Linked DNA regions of Homo sapiens: region 2 is linked to region 1. A link is a loop called in an ENCODE intact Hi-C map of the cell type or tissue named here. Cell type or tissue: K562. All regions are shown on one strand. Region 1 has its middle 48 kb from the start of PAPOLG. Region 2 overlaps COMMD1 (copper metabolism domain containing 1).

Region 1 (4,000 bases):
CTTGCTAAATATGTTCTCATCATCTATATCTTTTTTTTTTTTTTTTGAGACGGAGTCTTGCTCTGTTGCCCCGGCTCACTGCAACCTTCACCTCCCGGGTTCAAGTGACTTTCCTGCCTCAGCCTCCCGAGTAGCTGGGTGCATGCCACCATGCCTAGCTAATTTTTATATTTTTAGTAGTGATGGGGTTTTGCCATGTTGGCCAGGCTGGTCTTGAACTCCTGGCCTCAAGTGATCTGCCCATTTTGGCCTCCCAAAGTGCTGGAATTACAGGCATGAGCCACCATGCCTTTACATGTTTTCAACACATTTAATTAAGCCAGATTGTGTGGCTTACTCCCTGTGTAACCTAGGGCAATTTACTAATTCCCTCAGGACCTTGTTTTTCTCATTCATTATCTACTGATAATAATAGTGCTATCTTGTAAAGTAGTTATCAATAAATATTTGCTATTGTTATCTTCACTAGCAGTGTTTAGTGTAGGAGCAACAAAAAGGGACAATGGTTGGATTTATACAGTTGGGGTTTTGACTGGGCAACAGGGAAGAAAGATAAGTGGGTAAGGATATTGAGGAGCTCAGAAAAATAATAGTGGGAGTGTAGGTTGGATAGGAAAAGAAGTGGAAGGCTGAGCTGTGAGGAGCAAATGCAGTGGAAGCTTAGTGAGAGGCAGGAGATAGTATGGGGAATGGGGACTGAGTAAACTGGAGAGACAATTACTAGGGCCCATGTGAGGTCCAATGTGAGATCCCAGTTGTGGGCGCAATGAAGGGGTGAGTGGAATGGACAAGTTATCCGCACAGAATAGGGTGGTACTGGATTGACATGAGAACCCAAAGTCTTCTGTGCTGGCTTGACCAGTAGGTAAACAAGGGGTGGTGGAGCACCAGAATGACACAAATCTCCCAGCAGAAGTGATGCCTTGAGAGCGGTGCTGGCAGCTGGGCAAATGCTAATCCTGCTTAGGATATTGGGGCCTTGGGAGAACCTGCCACCTTTCCTGGAGACAAAGGCAGGGGAGCCAGACCTTCTTCAGGACAGCCAGCTTTCAGTCATGGCAAGAAACTAAGCAGTTTCCTATGGGAGGGGTGCTGACAATGTTGGAGGTAGGTTTACTGTGCGAGCAGTGGGCCAGTGGGTCAATGGAGAGAAAACACAGGGACCTTCCATCTGGAGCAGTGGCTGAGGATGGGAAGGGTGGGAAGCATGCTGGCATAGACTGGCCAAGACTCTAAATGATATTCTAGACAGCATGGCTCAGCTTAGAACCCAAAGTAGCATTGGTTTCTTTTCTTTTTTCTCTTATTTTCTTTTTTTTCTTTTTTTTTTCTTTTTTTTTTTTTGCTATGAAGTCTCATTCTATCCCCCAGGCTGGAGTGCAGTGGTATAATCTCGGCTCACTACAACCACCGCCTCCCAGGTTCAAGCGATTTTCCTGCCTCAGCCTCCTGTGTAGCTGGGATTACAGGCACCTGGGTAATTTGTCTATTTTTAGTATAGACGGGCTTTCGCCACGTTGGCCAAGCTGGTCTCGAACTCCCGGCCTCAAGTGATCTGCCTGCCTCAGTCTTCCAAAGTGTTGGGATTACAGGTGTGAGCCACCGTGCCTGGCTTTCCCCCCTCATCTTAAGATCTGCTTCTAAGTGTTGACTTATTTTTATTTTTGAGACAGTCTCCCTCTGTCCCACAGGCTGGAGTGCAGTGACAAGATCTCGGCTCACTGTAATCTCCATCTCCCAGGCTGAAGCGATTCTTGTGCCTCAGCCTCCCAAGTAGCTGTGGCCACAGGCTCTGGCCAACACGCCTGGTTAATTTTTTTGTAGTTTCAGTAGAGACAGGGTTTCACCATGTTGGCCAGGCTGGGCTCCAACTCCTGGCCTCGAGTGATCCGCCCATTTCGGCCTCCCAAAGCGCTCGGACTACAGGCATGAGCCACCGCTCCTGGCCTAGTGTTGGGTCTCTTAATGGTTTTAGGCAAGGAGGGGCAGTTACAGATAGGTCAAGGAGAAAGAGCACTTTCTAAGTAACGTGCTGCCCTGCTGAAGAATAGTCTGTCCCACGAGGTAGTGACTTCATCATATATTGTTTGTTTTTAAAGAAGTGGGATGGACATCTGTCAGGGAAGCTGAAAGTAGGGTTGGGCTGCAGAACTTCAAAAAATTCTAACTCTGAAAAATCTGAAATTTCAGAGTATAGTATTTGGCTATGACCCCCTCTAGTGGCCATTGTGCAGAATTAACCATAATACAAACATTTCAGAACTGAACTCAAAATTTCAAACCTCAAGACTAGCTAGGGTTTGTGGCTTTTAGGGAATATCCTAAATTCTGTTATGTGGATAATTCTGCATGAAATCCATCGAGGTGTCTTGGCTTTTACTGTTTGAATCACATTAATGATTTTTTCTAAATCAGAGGCAGCTGTATCAGGAAGACATCGCTGGCTGGTAGACTTCTGCACCAGGCACATAAAGTCTAGGAGAGCAAAACAAATCAGATTCCTGTCTTCATGGTGTTTACATTCTTGTATGGGGAACAGATGATCAATAACCGGTCAATAAGAAAGTAAGACTCTGATTAATGTTATGGCAGGAAATAGGCAGAGTGTGGTGACAAGGACTAAGGAGGCTGACCTACTTGCATAGGGCACTCAGGGAAGGTTTCTTTAAAGAGGTGACATTTAAATGAGAAGAGGCAGAAGAATATCCCAGGCAGGCAAAACAATAGATACAAAGGACCTGTGGTAGGAACAGCTCATCTAGGAGCTGATGGAAGGCTGACATACCTGGAAAACGAAATTAGCAAATGGCATAAGGCCTGGGTTGTGGCTGGAGGACACCCCAAGGGCCAGATCATACCAGTTCTTGAAGACCATGGGAAACCTCAAAAGCCATGGGAAATTCAGTTTTGATAACTTTCATCCCATCTTAACAGATTGTGTTTATTTATTTATTTATTTATTTATTTATTTATTTGAGATGGAGTCTCGCTCTGTCGCTCAGGTTGGCGTGCAGTGGCACTATCTCTGCTCACTGCAACCTCTGCCTCCCAGGCTCAAGTGATTGATTCTCCTGCCTCAGTCTCCCGAGTAGCTGGGACTACTGGTGCACACCACCACACCCAGCTTATTTTTGTATTTTTAGTAGTGATGGGGTTTCGCCATGTTGGCAGTGGCTGGTCTTGAACTCCTGGCCTCAAATGATCCGCCTGCCTTGGCTTGCCGAAGTGGTGGGATTACAGGCATGAGCCACCGCGCCCAGCCTGTATTTATTTAAAAATTAATTTTATTGAAATTATCTGTACCCATACTTTGCTTCTAAATGGAATAAATATTTTTTAAAAACTTGAATTTGATTTCATATTAACTGATTTTATCTGTTGGTTTCTAAGACCATAGATTTCTTTTGTACTAAACATTCTTTCTCTACCAGCATTGGGTAGTGAATTTAGACAGGTAATATTGAATTGGAAACAGCAGGTTCTTTGTTGGAAAACATAGTACATTATTCTCTAGAAGAGAACATCATCAAGGCACTGACCTCTTTCTAAGGAGGAACTGGAGAGAGTTTTCTCTTTTCATGAAGACAGCTTCTGTGCTTGAACTACTTCATCCAAAAAGAGACTTACTAGAATTAGCCAAGCCCCAAAGTATGAGAGTTTTTCTGCAATGTGAAAAACTTAACATTGTTTTACTTTGTCAGGGAATTTCAGAAATGAGTTAAAAATTTAAAGCTCAATGTAGATTAGTCAGCTTCTTTTGATCTAAATATTTCTTAATTTAGAAGCACTGTGAAAAATGAGGATGACGAATGCTAGACAAAGCCAACACTATTAAGTTTATAAAAGAAAAACATTCAGCATGACTTCAAGGTTGGTGGATGGCACGCATACAGCCAGTGGGCCCATTGTGCTATGTGTGAGCAAACTGTGTGGTTGTGCCAAGGGGATCGCCTTACCTACCTGTGCTGTGTGTCAGCACCCGAGTGGTCTGACAGACTGA
Region 2 (4,000 bases), 1.2 Mb before region 1:
TAGTAGAGCCAATTTTTAGTAGAGCCAATTTTTAGTAGAGCTAATTTTTAGTAGAGCCAATTTTTAGTAGAGCTAATTTTTTAGTAGAGCTAATTTAGTAGAGCCAACTTTTAGTAGAGCTAATTTTTTGTATTTTCACCATTTTAGCCAGGATGGTCTCGATCTCCTGACCTCATGATCCATCTGCCTCGGCCTCCCAAAGTGCTGGGATTACAGGCATGAGCCACCATGCCCGGCCACTTTTCTCTTTTTTTTTTTTTTTTTTTTGAGATGGAGTCTCACTCTGTTGCCCAGGCTGGAGTGCAGTGGTGCGATCTTGGCTCACCACAACCTCCGCCTCCCAGGTTCAAGGGATTCTCCTGCCTCAGCTTCCCGAGTAGCTGGGACTACAGGTGCACACCACCATGCCCAGCTAATTTTTGTATTTTTAGTAGAGATGGGGTTTTATTATGTTGGCCAGGGTGGCCTCGAACTCCTGGCCTCACAATCCACCCACCTTGGCCTACCAAAGTGCTGGGATTACAGGCATGAGCCACTGCACCTGGCCACTTTTTTCTTTTAAATTTTTAGAGATGGAGTCTCCCTCTGTTGCCTAGACTGGAGTGCAGTGGCTATGCACAAGCAAAACCATGCTGCCCTACAGCCTTGAGTTCTTGGGCTCAAGCAATCTTCTCACTCCAGCCTCCTGAGTAGCTGCTACTGCAGGCCTGTGCCACCACGCAGGTCAGCAAACTTTTTCTGTAAACGTTCAGATGGTAAATATTTTTGGCTTTGAAGGTCACATGACCTCTATCACAGCCATTCAATTCTGTTATTAGAGTGGCTAAAGCTACTACAGACAAGATATAAGTAAATGAGCATGTAGTCATGTTACAATAAAACTGTTTTTTTTTTTTTTTTGAGATGGAGTCTTGCTCTGTCGCCAGGCTGGAGTGCAGTGGCACGATCTCGGCTCACTGCAACCTCCACCTCCCAGGTTCAAGCAATTCTCCTGCCTCAGCCTCCTGAGTAGCTGGGACTACAAGCACATGCCACCACACCCAGCTAATTTTTGTATTTTTAGTAGAGATGGAATTTCACCATGTTGGCTAGGATGGTCTCCATCTCTTGATCTCGTGATCTGCCCGCCTTGGCCTCCCAAAGTGCTGGGATTACAGGCATGAGCCACCGCACCTGGCCTAAAATAAAACTTTATTTCTAAAGACAGGCAACAGGCCAGATTAGTCCCAAAGGACATAGTTTGCTGACCCCTGGTTTAGAGTACTACATTTCCTAGCTTTCCTCATATGGTAAGTGGTATATGTTTTCTCTCTATGCCAATCTTTTTAATAGCAATCTCCACATTTAAACACTCTCAATTCATTCACTTATTCTACAAACTTTTACTAAGTGCCTACTACATGCCAGACACAATATTAGGTATAAGGAATAAAGAAGAAACAATAATAATAATAAAGTCCTGCCCTCCTAATGCTTACATTCTAGTAGAATAGTTAACAAATAAATAAGCTGATAAATACATAATATAATTTCAGGTAATACTAAGTATGAAGAAAAAGTAAAGCCAGGTAAAAAGTAAGAGGAAGGAAGAATGAGGGTCTTTATAATATAAGTCAGGGAAGAGCTCATAGGAAATGACGTTCAGGTAGAGAATGAATTAAACAAATGAACAAGCCACATGAATATCTACAGGAAAAACACTTCACATGATTAAATAAGGACAAGATTAGAGTGCTGGAAATGAGAAAATGAGATCAGAGAAGTGAGTAAGGGTAAGATCATGTAAGGACCTGTGGCCTAGGGCAGAAGGACTGAATTTTATTCTAAGTTTGATGTGAAGCCAGGAACATGAAATAGTTGAGAGCAGGAGAGTAAAGAGGTATAACGCACTTTTTTAAAGGATCACTGGTACCTATGCAGAGGACAGACTGTAGAGGGCAGGAGTGGAACAGGAAGGCCACTATATGCTGTTGCAAGTATTTCTAGACTTCTAAAATAGGATCTAGGCAGGATGGCTCATGCCTGTAATCTCAGCACTTTGGGAGACTGAGGCAGGAGGATCACTCGTGGTCAGTTCAGGGCTACAGTGAATTATGACTGCACCACTGCGCTCCAGCCTGCGTGACAGAGTGAGTCCCTGTCTCTAAATAAATAAATAAATAACAGAGTTTTGCTCATTGCCCAGGCTGGAGTGCAATGGTGCCATCCCGGCTCACTGCAACCTCCACCTCCCAGGTTCAAGCCATTCTCCTGCCTCAGCCTCACAAGTAGCTGGGATTATAAGCACCTGCTGCTACAACCAGCTAATTTTTTGTATTTTTAATAGAGACGGGGTTTCACCATGTTGGCCAGGCTGGTCTCAAACTCCTGACCTCAGGTGATCCGCCCACCCTGGCCTCCCCAAAGTGCTGGGATTACAGGCGTGAGCCACTGAGCCCAGCCTGGATAAATTAACATTTGATTGATATAAATGAGTACTAGAGTATATGAATTAGTAATAGACAACACAAAAGGAGAATTTTCATTAAAAAAAAAAATTTTTTTTTTTTTTAGATGGGGTTTCGCTCTTGTTGCCCAGGCTGGAGTGCAATGGCGCGATCTCGGCTCACCACGACCTCCGCCTCCCGGGTTCAAGTGATTCTCCCACCCCAGCCTCTCGAGTAGCTGGGATTGCAGGCATGAACCACCATGTCTGGCTAATTTTGTATTTTTAGTAGAGACGGGGTTTCTCCACGTTGGTCAGGCTGATCTTGAACCAGGGACTTCAGGTGATCCACCTGACCCGGCCTCCCAAAGTGCTGGGATGACAGGCGTGAGCCGTGGCGCCCGGCCTAAAATTTTTTGTTTAAAATTCCAATGAGGAAATACAAAATCATCACCAGAGGGCAGTAGTGAATACAGACTAAGGTATACAAAAGGTGATTGATCTTCATAGTTAGATTATGCTCTTTCAGTAAACTGGGATTTACTGGAATTGAGCATATCCACAAGGTTAACAGCAATAGCAATAAAGATCACGCAAACTCATACCTATAAGAAGTTGAATTATAATGTGAGCAAAAAAAGTAGATTAAAATAGCAGTGTTGGGCCGGACGCAGTGGCTCACACCTGTAATCCCAACACTATGGGACGCCAAGGAGGGTGGACTGCTTGAAGTTAGGAGTTCGGGACCAGCTTGGCCAACGTGGTGAAACCCCATCTCTACTAAAATACAAAAATTAGCTGGGTGTGGTGGCGGGTGTCTGTAATCCCAGCTACTCAGGAGGTTGAGGCAGAATTGCTTGAACCCAGGAGGTAGAGGTTGCAGTGAGCCAAGATCGAGCCACCGCACTCCAGCCTGGGCAAGAGAGTGAGACTCCGTCTTAAAAAAAAAGGGGGGGGCAGTGTTTAGCAACTGCCTTTTATATATTTTATATATAAATACAAGAGTATTTATCTATAGGATGTTATCTCCTTAAATAAACACACCATTCCCAATTCATTGACTTCATTGTTCCTTAGGGTCTACCCAAAAATAAAAACTAGAGCAAGTGAATGGCCAGCTTCGCATATCTACAAGCAGGTGAAAGGTTTGTCCTTTTGTGATTAACAGGCAAAGCTAGAGAGGGTCAATGTCCCAGTCAAGTAGGATAGGAGGGCTCCATTCTAAACAGAAAACAGAACCAGTACAAAAGCCAGGAATCACTACATAACACCTTGGCACACAACATGAAAGTCAGAGGGAAGGGCTACAGCTCAGGGAGCACCTGAACCTGAAAACATGGCCTGTGAAATATATTTCCAGGCAGTTGGCAATAAGGAGGCTGTTAACACGTGTGTCCGCTGTATCCCCTGCTGGGAAGTACATGTCCCCTCCTTCCTTCCTTTGCTTCTACCCTCTTGTCACCCTTCATTTTCACTTTCTTCACAGACCATGATATTACATAGATAACTGAAAGTATGAACTCTGTTGTCATTTATATGAAAAATGTACATCCTGCTTAAGAGCAGCAATAGAAG

The links. A loop is a pair of places that touch in the nucleus more often than their neighbours do. Peaks named below come from ENCODE experiments on the same cell type or tissue, not always from the same donor. Only the 100,000 strongest peaks of a DNase experiment are listed, where the experiment ranks them.
Region 2: a loop joins it to region 1, with 14 times the contacts of the local background. A loop is called at or near these places in 2 of 110 quality-filtered maps.

What each region holds. Positions count from the first base shown.
Region 1 is chr2:60,706,077-60,710,076 of GRCh38, reverse strand. No RefSeq gene overlaps it. Among named protein-coding and RNA genes, the nearest start is that of PAPOLG, 48 kb to the left of the region's middle. In K562, a CTCF peak has its summit at 2,217 (motif pointing left); a DNase peak (open chromatin) is centred at 2,206; H3K27me3 peaks cover 631 bases.
Region 2 is chr2:61,909,634-61,913,633 of GRCh38, reverse strand. The region is part of intron 1 of COMMD1 (copper metabolism domain containing 1); the gene reads right to left. Among named protein-coding and RNA genes, the nearest start is that of COMMD1, 6.0 kb to the right of the region's middle. In K562, CTCF peaks have their summits at 1,936 (motif pointing right) and 2,880 (motif pointing right); no DNase peak of the experiment used is centred here.